Linked DNA regions of Homo sapiens: region 1 is linked to region 2. Evidence: read pairs that join two places in POLR2A ChIA-PET (ENCODE). Cell type or tissue: HepG2. All regions are shown on one strand.

What was found. Peaks named below come from ENCODE experiments on the same cell type or tissue, not always from the same donor. Only the 100,000 strongest peaks of a DNase experiment are listed, where the experiment ranks them.
Region 1: POLR2A ChIA-PET joins it to region 2 with 14 read pairs; 7 of 35 experiments call an interaction of 5 or more read pairs at or near these places.

The regions. Positions count from the first base shown.
Region 1 is chr16:70,653,888-70,661,887 of GRCh38, reverse strand. It overlaps IL34 (interleukin 34), which reads right to left. Exons shown (of 6, transcript NM_001393494.1): 2 at 7,217-7,350; 3 at 5,209-5,286; 4 at 4,767-4,928; 5 at 2,135-2,270; 6 at 1,206-1,891. The coding sequence ends at 1,701. It overlaps MTSS2 (MTSS I-BAR domain containing 2), which reads left to right. Exons shown (of 15, transcript NM_138383.3): 15 at 1-684. Among named protein-coding and RNA genes, the nearest start is that of IL34, 11 kb to the right of the region's middle. In HepG2, CTCF peaks have their summits at 4,918 and 7,989 (motif pointing right); DNase peaks (open chromatin) are centred at 4,947 and 7,977; H3K4me3 peaks cover 1,346 bases; H3K27me3 peaks cover 239 bases.
Region 2 is chr16:70,721,329-70,729,328 of GRCh38, reverse strand. The region is part of intron 14 of VAC14 (VAC14 component of PIKFYVE complex); the gene reads left to right. Among named protein-coding and RNA genes, the nearest start is that of VAC14-AS1, 30 kb to the left of the region's middle. RefSeq lists an enhancer at 2,669-2,963. In HepG2, no CTCF peak of the experiment used is centred here; DNase peaks (open chromatin) are centred at 3,798, 4,448 and 4,868; H3K4me3 peaks cover 1,785 bases.

The sequences.
Region 1 (8,000 bases), 67 kb after region 2:
GGCTGCAGGGGTCTTCCGAGGCAGGGCGGTGGAGCAGGATTCAGGATGTGGTGGGAATAGAGTGAGGGGCAGTGGGTGGGCAGACCTGGGCGTCAGAGGTCCTGATGGGAAAGGAGGCAGGGGCTACCCAGAGAGGGGGGCTCGTGTGGCACAGCCCCCACCGACTCCGCCGTCCCCCTCCCCTGTGAGCCCCGGGGGCTGTACATACTCTACTCCATCCCCTTGTCCATCCCTGAGACCACCCCCGCCGCCCTTGCGTCGACTTAGCAACCACCTCATAGGCCCACCCACCTCGGGATCCGAGCCAACCATCCCACATCACAAACTTTGGTTTGGGGGACTTTACGTTCGTTTAATTTCTCATTTTGTACGGAGAAATATTCTTTTCAAAAGCGTCTTTTGACTGAAGTAACTTTCCTGGTGCTGTTGTTAACTCGTTCCTTTTTTTAATTTATTCCCCCACCCCAGGCAGCCCTCCTGGTTCCTACTCACCCTCCCCCCCTCCCCCACCCTCCGTCCCATCTGAACCATTTGTTTCTTTTCTTTCCGTCAGATTTTGGAAAAATTCTCCTCTCCTCCCCGCCCCCTCCACACCATCCTCCCCGATTTAAATATAGTCACTGCTACAAGTAACAGATGCACTGTGAAGATTCCAGTATTAATAAAGGTGTACTGTAATTAACACCCCTGCCTCTGCCTGGCTGCTTCCTACCCCATCCCCACACCTCACCTTTCCCACCCCAGATCCCAGCTGCAGGGGGACAGGCTGGGGGTTCCCAGAGGATCTCAGATCTCAATGTAGGTGCCAGGGCCAGACCTGGGTCTCTGAAATGTCCCATATGTGTCCCTGCTAGGGGCTGCCTGGGGGCAGCCAGATGGAGGGAGGGAGGGAGAGAGGGAGGGAGGGAGAGAGGGAGGGAGGGAGGGAGGATGGCAAGGGTCAAAGCCAAGGTATCAGCCCAACACCGCCTCCCCCAACCCAGGCTTGCAGAGGCCCCTGGGCTGGGCTGGGCTGGGCTGGGCTGGGCTGGGCTGGGCTGGGCTGGGCCGGAACTCCATCCCTGGCATCCCTCTCATTCCACATCCCTTGGGCAGGCTCCATCCACTCCAAATCCGCATCCTCAGCCCTGCCCCCCTCCACTTCCTGCACTTGGCCACCTCCCATCCCCGCCAGGTTCACCCCTGAAGATGCAAAGCAAAGCAAACCAAAGGAAGTGGGGTGTTTAATAGAAAAAAGAAACTGGAAGAGCATCCACTATGGCAAGATGTGGCACTTGGCACCGCCCTCTGCCCCCAGCTCCCCAGTCTGCCAGGCTGGGGGGTCATAGAATGGCCACGCCGTGCTGGCTGTCTCCCCTGCAACCCACAGCTGTGCCCTCACTGCTGCGGGCCACAGGAGGCTCAGTACCCCCTTTAGGCGGGGGGACAGTGAGGGCAGCACCAGGAGAAGCCAGGAGCTGTGTCCCCATCCACCTTCAGGTCCCCAGGTCCCCTCCGCTCCAGGTGAGGCCATGACAGCTATGGAAGGCAGGAAGCTGAGCCCTGCTGTGGCACAGAATCCCCCTCAAAGGAAAAACACCCTTCCCAGGGGTCCTCTCCCAAGGGGGGCTCCCACCACCACCCCTTGAAGTCTCAGACCCAGTTGAACTCCTGTGGGAGCTGGTCTGGCTGCCCCTATCCGCAGTCACCATCCAGGGTGCTCAGGGCAAGAGGCCCTCGCCCTGTGCCCTGACCGGCCTCACCGAGCCCGTGGAGTGAGGCGGGGAGCTGGGGGACCACGGGGGCGGAGGGTACAGCTGGGTGGCCGCATACTGCAATGAGGGCTCTGGGCTGCAAGACTGAGGACTTGGCACCTCACAGTCCTGCCAGTTTAGGACGGAGCTTTGTTTACCTGCAAGAGATAGGGGAAAAAAAAAAAGACTGCAGCAGTGTTCAAGACCACCCTCCCCACTAAGCCAAGCCGCATGTGCTTGTCCCCCACTCTACCCAGGGCCCATCCTGGCTTCCAGAAATGGCTTGTAGCCCCGGGGAGCAGAGGATATGCCCGGGAGGACGCCAGCTCTGCCAGCTGGCCTGGGTGGGCCCAGATGCCTGGCCTCCCACCCCCAGGCGCCATCCCCTGAGAGCTCCTTACAGCAGGAGCAGTACAGCAGCTCCATGACCCGGAAGCAGTTGTCCAGCAGGGCTTTGGGCCGCACCAGCTTCAGGTTTGGCCCTGGGGCATTCAAGAGGGACAACACGGATTCCACCTTGGGGCTGACCTCCACATCCTGGAAAGGAGGAAACAGTCAGGAGCGGTGGCGAGATGGGGCCGCACCCCAGGAGAGCCGTGAGGGCTGTCCAGTCACCTGGAGCTGCCCAAACCCCGGAAGAAGGACCAGACTTCCTGTGACCATGAGCCTGGATAGCTATTTCTCACCATCTTCTTCCTGTGGGCATGGGGAGGGTCCCAGATGCCACCACTCACCCATGTACAACTCAGAGGCTTCGCTTTTCCATCCTTGAAAAATGAGTAAAGGGCGTAGACCAGGACAGTGAGGAAAGTGGGGCAAACTGCACCCAGGCACGGCCACCCACCACTGCGTGAGGACCCCCTGACCTGGGGAAAACTGTCCCTCAAGAAGCAGACATCTCCATCAACTCCAAGGAACAAGAGAAGGTCCTCACAGAGACACTGAGGCTTAAGTCACATACACAGGGCAGGGTGTCCAGCTTCAAGCTGGGGTGCTTTCTCTCCACGATATGCAACAACAGGGTCATGTGGGGTGCACCGTGGCACCAAGGGAATCAAGTCCCTGAACAGGAGGTCAGGGCCACTGTAGAAAGCATCATGGGAAACGTGGGGGGTGATCTTCTGGAAGGGGGTGACAACAAGGCAACATGTCCTGGGCCAAATTGTCCCTCTCCTCCCCCAAAAAGCTGTCTTGGTCCTACCCCTTGGTACCCGTGAATGTGACCCTATTTGGAAATAGGTTCTTTGCAGAGGTAATTAAGTTCAGGATCTTAGAAGGACATCATCCTGGATTTCAGGTAGGCCCTAAATCCAATGCCTGATGTCCTTGTAAGAGAAAGGTGACAGACATGGAAACAGGGCAGAAGGCCATGAAAAGACTGAGACGGCCAGGAATGGTGGTTCAACCTGTAATCCCAGCACTTTGGGAGGCTGAGGGAGGCATATCACTTGAGGCCAGGAGTTCAAGACCAGCCTAACCAACATGGCAGAACCCCGTCTCTACTAAAAATACAGGTGTGGTGGCAGGCATCTATAATCCCAGCTACTTGGGAGGCTGAGGCAGGAGAATTGCTTGAACCTGGGAGACGGAGGTTGCAGTGAGCCAAGATTGCCCCACTGCAATGCACCTGGGCGACACAGTGAGACTCCGCCTCAAAAAAACAAAAAAAGCCACCACAGAGGCCAGGCAGGATGTAATCCCAGTCCTGTAATCCCAGGACTTTGGGAGGCTGAGGCAGAAAGATCACTTGAGGCCAGGGGTTCAAGACCAGCCTGGGCAACATAGCGAGACCCCCATCTCTAAAACAATAAAAAAGAAATAAAATGAAATAAACAGGAAAAAGAGCCACCAAGCAGATCAAGGAGTCTCCTGACTTTGTAGGAATTGACAGCCTCCCCACCAGTCTGGTTCCAGGAAAGCTCCAGGCAGCTGCAAAACAGGTGCTAGTCCCTAAGCCCTTTCACCGTCGGAAGCTCACAGTTGGCCTGGGATGTTCTCCCGACAAGCTGGGCCTTGTCAGCAGCTGGCTGGGCAGGGCAGCAGGTGGATCCCAGGGACAGGTGTGCACCAGAGTCCTGAGGAGGTCTGGTGGAGACGGGGAGAGGTCCCACCGCACACACGGCCTGCATGGGTCATCTCGCCACCTTCCTTTTTTACTACAACTCAGGCATTTTAGAGGATAATATCCCTGAGGCCTCAGATCAATTTCTCTGAGCGGGTCAGGGATGGGGGACCTCTTTTTTTAATTAACTAAAGTCCATAATTTACATTAGGGCTCACACTCTCTGTTGTACAGTTCTGTGGGTTGTGACAAATGCATGATGTCATGTATACAACATGAATGCATTATACAGCATAGTTTTTTGTTTTTTGTTTTGAGATGGAGTTTTTCGTTCTTGTTGCCCAAGCTGGAGTGCAATGGTGCAATCTCAGCTCACTGCAACCTCTGCCTCCCAGGTTCAAGCGATTCTCCTGCCTCAGCCTCCTGAGTAGCTGGGATAACAGGTGCCCACCACCAGGACTGGCTTATTTTTGTATTTTTAGTAGAGACGGGGTTTCACCATTTGGCCAGGCTGGTCTCAAACTCCTGACCTCGGCCTCCCAAAGTGCTGGGATTACAGGCATGAGCCGCCGCGCCCGGCCTGCAGCATGTTTTACTGCCCTAAACATTCCCTGTGCTCCATCCATTCTTCCCCTCTCCCCCTACCCCACCTCCAGGACCCTCGTGTTGCAGAAACAAAGAGGGTACGATGACTTGCCCAGGATCCAGAGGGAGAGAGGCAGAGCCTAGAACAGAGTCTCAGAGGCATCGCCTGCACCCCGAGCCCGGCTCTCATGACCACCACGGCTGCCTCTTCCTTCCACAGGCCTCTTTTCCTGCACCCCTCCCCCACTTCTCCCACGTCCCTCTGCTTGTGCCCATCTTTCCGTGTATTCACCCTTTCCCTCACTAGCCTTTGGCCACACCTCACACACATGTACACACGTGTGCACACACACACACCCCACCTGCCACTCCTCCACACAACTCACCGTGAGGCCCTGCTGGACATTCAGCAGCAGCGTCTCCACCTCCTGCAGGTACTTCCAGGATGGGTGGCCCTCGAGCAGCACGTCCTGCACCGACTCAGTGGCACTGAGGCTCACCAAGACCCACAGATACCGCAGCTCCCGCTCGCTCACCTGGGCCCTCTGCTGCGGAAACAGGGAAGTCACTGCAACTCGGGAGACATGGGCCTCTGGGCTCTGACCACTCCCTCACCAGGGACTTGCCCCTGCATAGGGAGCAGACGCGGGCCGTCCGCTGTGGACAGTGGACAAACATGTGCCTGGGCCAAGGGCCAGCCTGCTCTCGGGGCTGAGGAGAGGCCCCAGGCCAGCAGCACCACCTGCCAGTCCCAGCGCGCCTCTGAGGCTGGGGCCCACCGGATGTCGCAGGAGGCAGGGTCCCCCCAGCCCAGGAAGGGATTCTCACCAGCCTGGTGACGTTGGCGATTCTGAACACCCCCTCGTAAGGCACACTGATCTTGTAGTTGATGGGGAAGTAGTGTTTCTGGAGAGGCACAAGAACAAACTATGAGGCCAGAAGTAGAAATGACCAGCAGGCTCCCCAACCTCCCAAATGATGTTTTTTTTAACAGTTAGTCTCACTCTGTCACCCAGTATGGAGTGCAGGGGCAGCATCATGGCTCACGGAAGCCTTGACCTCCCAGGCTCAAGCAATCCTTCCACCTCAGCCTCCCAAGTAGGTGGGACTACAGGTGTGTGCCACCACGCCCAGATGATTTTTTTATTTTTTGTAGAGATGGGGTTTCTTCTTGTTGCCCAGGCTGGTCTTGAATCCCGGGCTCAAGCCCCTCAAAGTGCTGGGGTTATAGGTATGAGCCACCATGCCCGGCCTCCAGATGAATTTTGATGTAGGAGGAGAGAACTCAGGGCCCAGACCTTTGACGGCAGAGGTGGTCCTGTGCAGAGAGGTGTGCCTGGCTCCCAGCTGGGATAAAAACACTTCACTTTCCTCTGGGACTCAGGGTGGGTGAAACAAAATACACAGTTCCTGTTAAGGCAGAAATTTCAGGCTCAAGAGTGAGGACACGTTACTTCAAGAAAAACATGTTATTTTGTGGGTGAGAATGTTCTAAAACCTATGATGGTGATGGTTGCACAACTCTGTGAACTAAAAACTCTTTGAGTTGTGCACTTTAAATGAGTAAATTATGTCTTTTATATATAAATATGTAAATTATATCTCAGTAAAGCTGTTAAAATAAAAAAGACACAAGCCAGGTGCAGTGGCTCACGCCTGTAATCCCAGCACCTTGGGAGGCTGAGGAGAGACAGTCACTTGAGCACAGGAGTTTAAGTTTACACTGAGCTATGATCCCGCCACTACACTTCAGCCTGGACAACAGAGTGACACCCTGTCTCTAAAAATTAAATTAATTAATTTAAAAAGATACATTGGTCAGGCATGGTGGCTCACACCTATAATCCCAGCACTTTGGGAGGCCAAGGTGGGCATATTGCTTGAGCCCAGGAGTTCAAGACCACCCTGGGCAACATGGTGAACCCCTGTCTCTACTCAAAAAAAAAGTTTTAATTAGCTGGGCATGGTGGTGCATGCCTGTAGTCCCAGCTACTTGGGAGGCTGAGGTGGGAGGATCATTTGAGCCTTGGAGGTGGAGGTTGCAGTGAGCTGAAATTATCCACTGCACTCCAGCCTGGGCAACAGAGCAAGACCCTGTCTCAAAAGAAAAGAAAAGGATTTTTAGGAAAAGTTAAAAAATTAAAAAGAAAAAAAAAGGGCCGGGCGCAGTGGCTCACGCCTGTAATCCCAGCACTTTGGGAGGCTGAGGCAGGCGGATCACGAGGTCAAGAGATGGAGACCATCCTGACTAACATGGTGAAACCCCGTCTCTACTAAAATTGCAAAAATTAGCTGGGCATGGTGGCGCGCACCTGTAGTCCCAGCTACTCGGGAGGCTGAGGCAGGAGAATCACTGGAACCGGGGAGGTGGAGGTTGCAGTGAGCCAAGATTGAGCCACTGCACTCCAGCCTGGTGACAGACCAAGACTCCGTCTCAAAAAAAAAAAAAGATACATAGAGCCACACAGACATCTCCACTCTGCAAAAAGAACCAAATATTCCGATTTCTAGGTCTTTAGCTCCCTGGCTAATAAGTGCCTGGGGTTTGTCAAAGAGCTCCAGGTGTCCATTCCTGAGTCATATGGTGACTGCCATCATGGAGGTGGGATTAAAGTGAGATCGAGGAGGAGGGGTGGAGGCCCCAGGAGATGGCAGGAGGAGGGTCAGTAAGTGCAGACCAGGTGCATGGGTAGGTTTCGGAGAAAGGCAGAGAAACAGGCCATGGTCGGCTCAGGGCTGACACAGGTCCTAAGAAGGGCTCTGAATGTCCAGAGGCCTATGCCAGGTGAACCCCGGGACGCGGGGACAGGGACACAGCTGGTGCCCACGTGGTTACCATGTACTGAAGTCGGCTCCTGTACTGCAGCTTGTCCCGCAGAAAACCCGTGACAGTGCACTCCTCATTCTGCGTCAAGGGCCACATCTCCAAAGGCTCATTCCCCAAGGCCACGCCAAGGAAGATCCCAAGATCTGTGGACCACACCCGACAAGAGCACATGAGCACCCTCCATCTCATCCACGCCGTCCACAACACGCAAAGCCGAGCACAACCATCATCCATTTGCATAGGAGACAAGCACCAATGGGAAAGGTGTGGTGGGGGGCACGGGATCTGGAATGCTTTCCCTGGGGTCTGGCTCCAGAACAGCAAGGTCAGGCAGGCACTAGCAGTGCAGAGAGTCCACACCCACCCCATGCCGGCCACTGGAGCCCCCCAGGAGGCACGCCTCAGGGTCGACGTCTGGTCTCCCCGCTTCTGTCGCTCCGTGGGGCAGGCACAACCTCCCGCCCAGAACAGCCTCTGCCCCTGGTGTCCGGGTGATATGTTTTCAAAGCTCGTTGCTGGGTTTTCCAGCCCGGCATTCAGGAGATCGAATCATCCTGGATTCTGGTTTCAACTTGATAAAATGACTCTTCAGTCACCCACGCCCCACACCACTTTCCTTCCTGCTCTATCTGATCTTAGTGTCCCTCCCAGCTAACTATGCCAGCGGGTCTGTAGCGCCTTCCAGTCTGGTCATTCTAGGACGTTAAGCAGATCTCATACTTGGCTGCCTCTCTTCCTGCAACAAACGAGCCGCTGAAACATTACCATCCTTTGCCACTGGGGGTCACTGTGA
Region 2 (8,000 bases):
CCCTGTGATAGTGGGGAGGCTGTCACCACCCTCTTGCTTCTCTGGGCTCTTCTAGAGCAGGGCTTCTCGAACTCAGCGCCGTTGGCATTGGAGCCGGATAGCTCTTCGGGATGGCAGCTGTCCTGCGCCCTGTAGGATGTCAGCAGCATCCCAGGCCTCTGCCCCCTGAATGCCAGTAGCACTTGCATTCACCCAGTTGGGACCGTCTGAAATGTCTCTAAACATTGCCAGAGGTCCCCTAGGGAGGAGAATCACCCCAGTTGAGAACCACCGTGTCAGAGAGACAGAAATGGATTCTTAACCTTCATTGGCCAAAAGAGGAAGATTTCCATGGTGTTTCTTCCCATCACGTTGGCCAGTTTCAGGTAGGGAATTGAGGTAGAGGTTAGCTATGGTGCAAGAGGCCCCCCCACCAGGAAAGCAGCGGAATGTTCCCACAAGAGTGACAGTTAACATCATGTGGTTTTCCAAATTGCAGAGGCATCAGTACTCATGATGAGCTCTCCTTGCCTGGACGACTTTCAGGGAGTCAGTGGAAGGAGAGGCCTTTGGAGGAGGAATCTATAGCTAGAGTCCCCTCTGGAGAACTGGGCTGAGGTGGGTTTTCCACCCTGTCTCAGCCCCACATGACCAAGACGCATGGCGAGAAGGAGTTTGGGGTAGTAACCAGCATCTCCAGGCTGCATGGAGCAGAAGTGCAGGCCCCATGGGCATGCTTGCATGCCCTCCCCACCCGCTCAGGGCCTGAGGCTCTGTGAAGCTGGAGGCCAGCCCACTGCCATGTTCCCAGGTGCAGACTCCAGGCCAGGGAGGCTTTGCTTGCTTTGCAGTGCATCTCCTGGGCTTCCTGGGCTCACGGGAATCGTCATTTTGCAGAAGGGAAAATAAGAGGAAGTAACGTGCCCACTGGGCTGGGCAGGAGCTGGGCTGCAAACTCCTGCACTCTGCTAATTCAGCAGCCGCCACTTTGTCCCTTCTGTGTGGGAGTGCAGAGCCTGGTGCCGTGAGAGGCCCTGAACATCCTGCGTGCCAGGACCACCTGAGGCCCAGCTCCTCAGCGTGCTCAGGAGCTGGGCCAGTGGGTCCTCCCTTCCCACCCTCCAGGGGCTCAGTATGGCGATCGCTTGCTCTTCTGGGGCTCAAACCTGCCATGGGCCACACTGGGTTCTCAGTGGAAATTGAGGCTGGCCTCCAGGCCTCACTCCCACCCGCACAGCCACAGAAGGTCTCTTAGCCATTGGCATCCCCACTAGAAGCCCAGTGGGCTGGGACAGAAGGAACCTTGTGGCTGGGCCTTTCACAGAGGACTGGGTCTCTCCTAGTCCTTCACCCGGTTTCTCCAGACTGCTGTCCCCCAAAAGCAGCACCCACACCTGTCAATGTGCATCCTGGCGGACAGCCACCTGGCCCAGCTGGTTCGGGAACCTGCTGCCCACTCTGCCAGCACACCAAGCCATTGTCAACCAGCTCCAGGGTTGCAGGCCCAGCCACCCAGTCTGGGGGCACACACAGCATCTGACATGGAAAAGGCCCTGCAAACATGTGGCTTCCTCCATCCTCCCCATGCTCCTGTGGGGGGCTGAGGCCGTTCCAAAGAGCTTTGTTGAGGTGGAGGGGGGTATCCACCTGCCCTCCTGCTTCTCCATTGCACTTCCTTTTCTCCTGCGATGACTTTAAAGAGGGGCATCGTTGGCTGGGTGCAGTGGCTCATGCCTGTAATCCCAGCACTTTGGGAGGCCGAGGTGTGCGGATCACGAGGTCAGGAGTTCAAGACCAGCCTGGCCAACATAGCGAAACCCCGTTTCTACTAAAAATATAAAAATTAGCCAGGCATGGTGGCACATGCCTATAATCCCAGCTACTCGGTAGACTGAGGCAGGAGGATCGCTTGAACCCAGGAGGCGGAGGTTGCAGTGAGCCAAGATCACACCACTGCACTCCAGCCTGCGCGACAGAGCAAGACTTCGTCTCAAAAAAATAAATAAAAATAAATAAATAAATAAAGAGAGGCATCGCGATGGTTCCGCAGATGCTGGCATGAAGCCACAGGCCTGATGAGGAGCACAATGATTTCTTAACCCCCTCTTTAGCTGTTAGGCAAACTCTAAATTGTTCTTCTCAGCCTCCAAGATTGCACACTGAGAAAGAAAGGAAAGAGATTCTTCTGGCCAGCAAGTGAAAAGCTGTTCTTTTGGCAGGAGTGTGTTTAGCTCTGGGACCTGGAGCGGCTGCTATAGAAAGACAGAGGCATCGGGAGTTCTTGAAGACACACATCTGGTGGGGGTTCTTGGCATTGAGGAAGATGCATGATTTCCCTAAAGACCCTGGGAGCGTTTCCTCTTCCCCAGGCAGCTTTCCCAGGCCGCACCTCCATGTCGGAGTCAGTGGGGGTGAGAACGGGGTACCCAAGCTCCAGCCAGGCTTGAGTGGGTTGGACTTCCTGTCGGTGTCCACACAGCCTCCTTTTCTGGTGGACATAACGGTTGAGATGCATGTCAAGGTGAAGCCAGTGGCTTTAAAACCTTCATTTTTTAGCCAGCTACTCTGGCTCCAGGCCCTTTCCTTAGCAGCAGGGAGTTGAGGCCAAGCTCACAGATAGAGCGAAGATGGCGACATGTGCGGTGGGGTGCTGTACCCCCACTCCCTCCACGGGACTTTGCAGGACTAAGGCAGATGAGCCTCCCGAGGCACTCATTTGGGGCTCAAACCCCAATTCCTCCCATTTTTAACTGTGTGACCTGTTTCCAAGGCCTTTCTGCTTTGTCTGTGACGCAGCGATGATAGTGCCTGCCGTGTCATAGTGTGGTGGGGTTATATAAATGGCGCATGTCTCAGCCCCAGTGCTGGCTGTGTCTGATAAAGCGGGGCTGTTGTTCAGCCTCCCCACAGGGCTTGTGCTTCCCAGGGTGGTCTGTGGAGGGGGAACCACACCCCTGAGGGGATGAAATCATGGCACCTTCCGTGCCGAGAGCTGGCTCCAGTGCACCGGCCCTGTTGCCCCAGTGCCCAGGGCACCCACCAGCGGCCCGGCCCGGCTCCGCTAAAACAACTCTGCCCGGAGTAGGTGTTGGTGTGCGTTGCCTTCCCCCGGCCTCTTCCCACCCTCCATGCTAATGCAGGCAGAACAAGCCCAGGCCTTGTCTCCCCGTGAACCATCCACTTATCCTCAGTAGAAAGGAGAGGAGGGAGAAAACCCAGCCTCTTTGATAAACTGTGATATGAACTCCAGCGTGACCCGACAGCTGTGATCTTTACAAGGCCTGCTTCTGTGCTGGGAAGCGAGCAAGTCTGAAGACAGTCGCTCTGCCTGCCAACACGGCCCTCCGGCCAGCCGCGCTTTGGCTTCAGCGACTGTGCATTTTTCCCCTCCTCTTCCTCCCTGCCGCCTTGCAGAGAGGACTGGTGGAGAATGCTTGCATCTGTAATGAGCCACTGTATGCGGTGAATGCCAGGGCCTGATCCGAACCGGCCCAGTTAATGGTAGATGAGGTCCGAGCCACCTCCCAGGAGAACAGGGCACTCCTAAGATGAGGCGGGCATTTGGAGAGGATGGGGCCCACAAGGGAAAGGAGGAAGCAGTCATGGGACTTCTTTCACGAGATCCTGACCCAGAGAAGCCCAGCAGCAAGGCTTCCGGTTCATTCTGGGCCTCCTCTCACCTCTGCTACAGACAGGCGTGGCAGCCTGTCCAGCTGAGCAAATGCTCAGTCCCTAATATGTGCCTCTGCTACTGCCCCTCCCCAGTGTCCTGGGTTTGCATAAGAGCCCTTGTGTTGGGAAGAGGGGGAATAGGTGGAGTGGGGAGCTGATTGGTCACTGAGGGGGTGGGGGGCCGGGCAGCCGCTAGAAACTGGACTTGTTTTTAATTGTGGGGCCTGGGGGAAGGGCCTGAGAAGAAACTCTCTTTCATGCCGTAATTGGGAAATTCCACTTTGCTGGCCTCGTGCATTCTGCCCTGTGGACAGGGCCCTTGGCTGGGGCCAAATCACCAAGGTGTCCAAGGCCACCGGCCGTCTGCACCACTGGCGCCCCTCCCAAGCCCAGCTCCCACATCAGGCTCTGTCATCCCCTGCAGCTGCCGAATCTCGAGTCCATTTGGCATCGGGACCCCCTCCTCACTCTGTGAGTCTTTGTGCGGTGCCCCCTCACCTGCCTGGAGGCATTGGCCGGGCCCCCAGAAGCCCATTGTGCTGGTGCTAATGGATGGCGAATTAGAGTGAAGTGGCCAGACCAGATCCCTGTTTGCCTCTGGCCCCAGCTCACAAGCTAGAGCTTCTAGGCGGCCCCACTCTTCCTCTCACCCTTTTAATGGATTGCGTTCATTTGTTCAGGATAAAAATAAATTGCTGTGGCAAATGTGCACCAACCTAAGTCTGTTTGCTAGAAGAGGCCCCGATCCACCTACCCAGAATGCAGATGGGTTTTGATCTTTCATAAGTCCGTAGCCGTATCGATTGGGCCCCCAGCTGAGGGGAGGGAGACAGGACATTGAACAGGCAGGAGGAATTCTTCCACAGAGCTTCCTGCTTCCCTCTCAGCAGAAGCTTCTCTTCTTGCTGGCTTGAGTTGTCTGTCCAGCTCCTTGTGTGAATCTTCTGGAGCTTTCCACAGCCGTTCCCCGCCCAGGGGCCAGGGCTGAAGTGTTTTTGTCGCCATGCAAGGGACGCAGAGGAGTGTGTGCAGCAGGAGCCGCTTTACACAACCGGCTCCCGGCTTCTCATCTCCTAATTAGAGACCCCTTCGCAATGGGAATGGCAGGGGGACCCAGGAGGCCCAAGAGGCCCAGTCTGACACACAGAAAAGACTGTTGGGAGAAAAAGAGTGCTGCCTTCCCAGGTGAAAAGATGACCTTGTGAGGTGCAAAGTTCAGGGAGCCCAGAGAGCCTGGCCCAGCCTGCATTCCATTGTTCCCTAGTCCATGGCAAAATGACCAGCGTCCTTGCACCTCACAGAACCATCGGAGGTTGTTCCCTGTTGACCCAGAAGTGGCTGGAGATGGAGTGGGGGGTGGTCCTGGCCTTGCTCTGCCTCCTCCAAGCAGTCCCCACAGTGTCATACACACTGGCACTCCCTGTAACAAGGGATGGCTTTTCTCCTGCAAAATGGATACCACATGTGGCAGGCCTTGCTAGACCAGGCTGGGATGAATTAGGTCTGACCTGGGGTATGAGGGGAGTAGAGGAAATGCTGGCCAGAGGGAGCCCTGCACAGTGTGCCTAGGGGGCCCAAGAGCCTCAAAGGGGTGGCATCTTGGTGTTTGCGGGGTCCACTGGGCTTTGAGCAGGGCTGGTGGGAGGAGACTAGAGGTCACAGGTGAACTTGGCAAGAGGTGGCCATGTGTCCTTCAGGGTGACCCCTGTCCCCACAGCCCAAGCAGCCATGCTCCCACTGAATCAGCGGTCACCCCCACTTCCAGGAGCCCCTGTGATGGAGGGGAGGACCTGGCAGCAGATTGGTGGGAAAGCTCCCCTCCTCGGTGGCCACCACATGGCACACGTGGTCAGACCCCTCATCAGGTTCACGCTGGCCCCTTGCCAGTCTTTCACTAAAAGCACGTTCTTTGTTGTCTGCACACCTGAGAAGCATCACCTCCCCCAGCCCCATAGCTCAGGCAACCAGCAGGGCTGGTAGGGTGATGGTCAGGAACAGTTTTCAGGGGCTGAGAACTTGATAATGGATTTCTTTCTGAAGCTTGAGAAGTTGTTTCTAGATGGGACCTGCAGTATTCTCTGGATCTCACTATTTAGACTTCACCTAAGGATGCCAGGAAACTTGGAAAGATTTGACATTGGTCACTCCAGCAGCTTCATTAATTAACAAGTAGCTAATGTGTACCATAATGTGGTATCATTTATTTATTTTTTGAGACAGGGTCTCACTCAGTCACCCAGGCTATGAAGGGTGACTGGGCTTCATAGCCAGTCACTGGGCTATGTGGAGTGCAGTGGCACAATCACGGCTCACCTCGCTGTGACCTCCTGCCTCAGCCTCTCAAGTAGCTGGGACTATAGGCACACACCACCATGCCTATTATTTTTTATTTTGGAGTAAGAGGAAGTCAGTTATGCATTTTTCTTGCACTTGGTAAATCTTTTTTTTTTTCTTTTGAGACAGGGTCTCACTCAGTCACCCAGAATCAAGTGCTGTGGTGCAATCTCAGCTCACTGCAACCTCCACCCCCCGGGTTCAAGCAGTTCTCATGCCTCAGCCTCCCGAGTAGCTGGAATTACAGGCGTGTACCACCTGTGTAATGCCTGGCTAATTTTTGTATTTTTAGTAGAGATGGGGTTTCACCATGTTGGCCAGGTTGGTCTCAAACTCCTGACCTCAGGTGATCCACCCACCCCAGCCTCCCAAAGAGCTGAGATTACAGTCATGAGCCACCTCACCTGGCTACATTTTTTATTTTGTTGTAGAGATGGGGTCTCACTATGTTGCCCAGGCTGGTCTTGAACTCCTGGGCTCAAACCGTCCTCCTGTCTTGGCCTCTCAAAGTGCTAGGATTACAGGCATGAGCTACCGCAGTCAGTCAGTATCATTAAAAAATGCATATACAGTGGTAGGTTTGGAACTGGCCCCTAGAAGCCATTTTCCATCCTCTGCCTCCTTGGGCCCTGCCTGCATCTGAGCCAGGACAGACAAATGTGGGTGCCCTTTGTCTTCAGCGTATTTAAACACCGAGTGTGTCTTGTCCATCGTTGTAGAATGCGTTTCTCAGGAAGCTCTTTCTCTTGTCCCGGTGTCCTTTCAGCGTGTTTCCCTGGGTTGCCCTTGGACAGCCCCGTGCGCTTCTCCCTTCTCTCTCCGCCTGCGATTTAGCAGAGTCACGAAGATCACAGAACCCCCACAACCCTGGCCCCGTCACAGAAACACACCCAAAAGGGTTTCTGCTGCATGCGGTTTGTGAAAGGCCGCCCAGACCAGGCACCTCTTCCATGGGGAAGGAGAGAGCTCCTGTCTCTGAGCAGGGGTGATGTGGCCCTCGGAGGGGCCTGGCCTGGGGGACCCATGGCACAGAATTCCGCCTCAGATGGCACTCGCCACCCTGCAAGGGAGCATGCAGTGCCCGGGGAAGAGTCCTGGATGGGCCAAGTCCACTTCATAGCCCAGGCGGGGATGGCCACCAAAGCGGCTCTTGGGATCTGAGTGGATGAGGGAGTTTTCTGTAGTTCAGGGCTCAGATGCAGTGAGTCCCAGGAGAGTGGGGGCCTTGGGTCATTTGCCGTTGTCCTCGTCATTGTTCCATCTTTTAAAGGCACCTGTGGCACCTGAGCATCTGCCCTCGTCCCCAGTCCTAGGTTCTCAACTGTGGCATTGGGAGGTGATCTGCAGGGTACTGCATAGCCATCCAAAGACCCCAGAGCTGAGGTGCCCTCCACCGGGCCTGGGGTCCTGTGCTCCTGTGCTGTGGGGAAAGAGAGAGTGATGGCCTGATGGTGAGACTGATGTGGGGGGACACGCCTGCCATGAGCACCATCACACAGGCCCAGAGGACACGTGCTATCCAGGACTGGCACCATGGGATTCACCTAACCCTGTCTGCAGAGCAGCGCCAGATCCGCCAGCCCGCAATCCGCAGCTGGAGGGGCCTGGAGGGTTCGTGTTCTGCAGCCCAGAGAGGCACAATGGCTGTCCCATGCAGCAGACGGGGACAGAGCTGAGACGAGAGCCACGTCTCCTGATCTCCACACACCAGGACAGGACCTCAGACCTGGCAGCCAGGGGCTCAGCCTCATTAGAGAGAAGCCGGGCCCTCCCATGGGGTCGCCATCCTACCCAGGGTTATTTAGCCTGAGGAAAATCCCCACAGAGACCTCTCCTGATGTGACGCCATCCTTGTCCTCCTCTTCCTTCTCTTCTCCTCCTCTGCTTCCTCTTCCTTCCTCCCCCTCGTCTTTCTCGTCCTCATCCTCCTTTTTCCTTCCCCACCTCCTCCTCTTCCTCTTCTTTCTCCTCCTCTTCCTCGGCTTCCTGTTTCTCCTCTTCCCTTCCTCCCATCC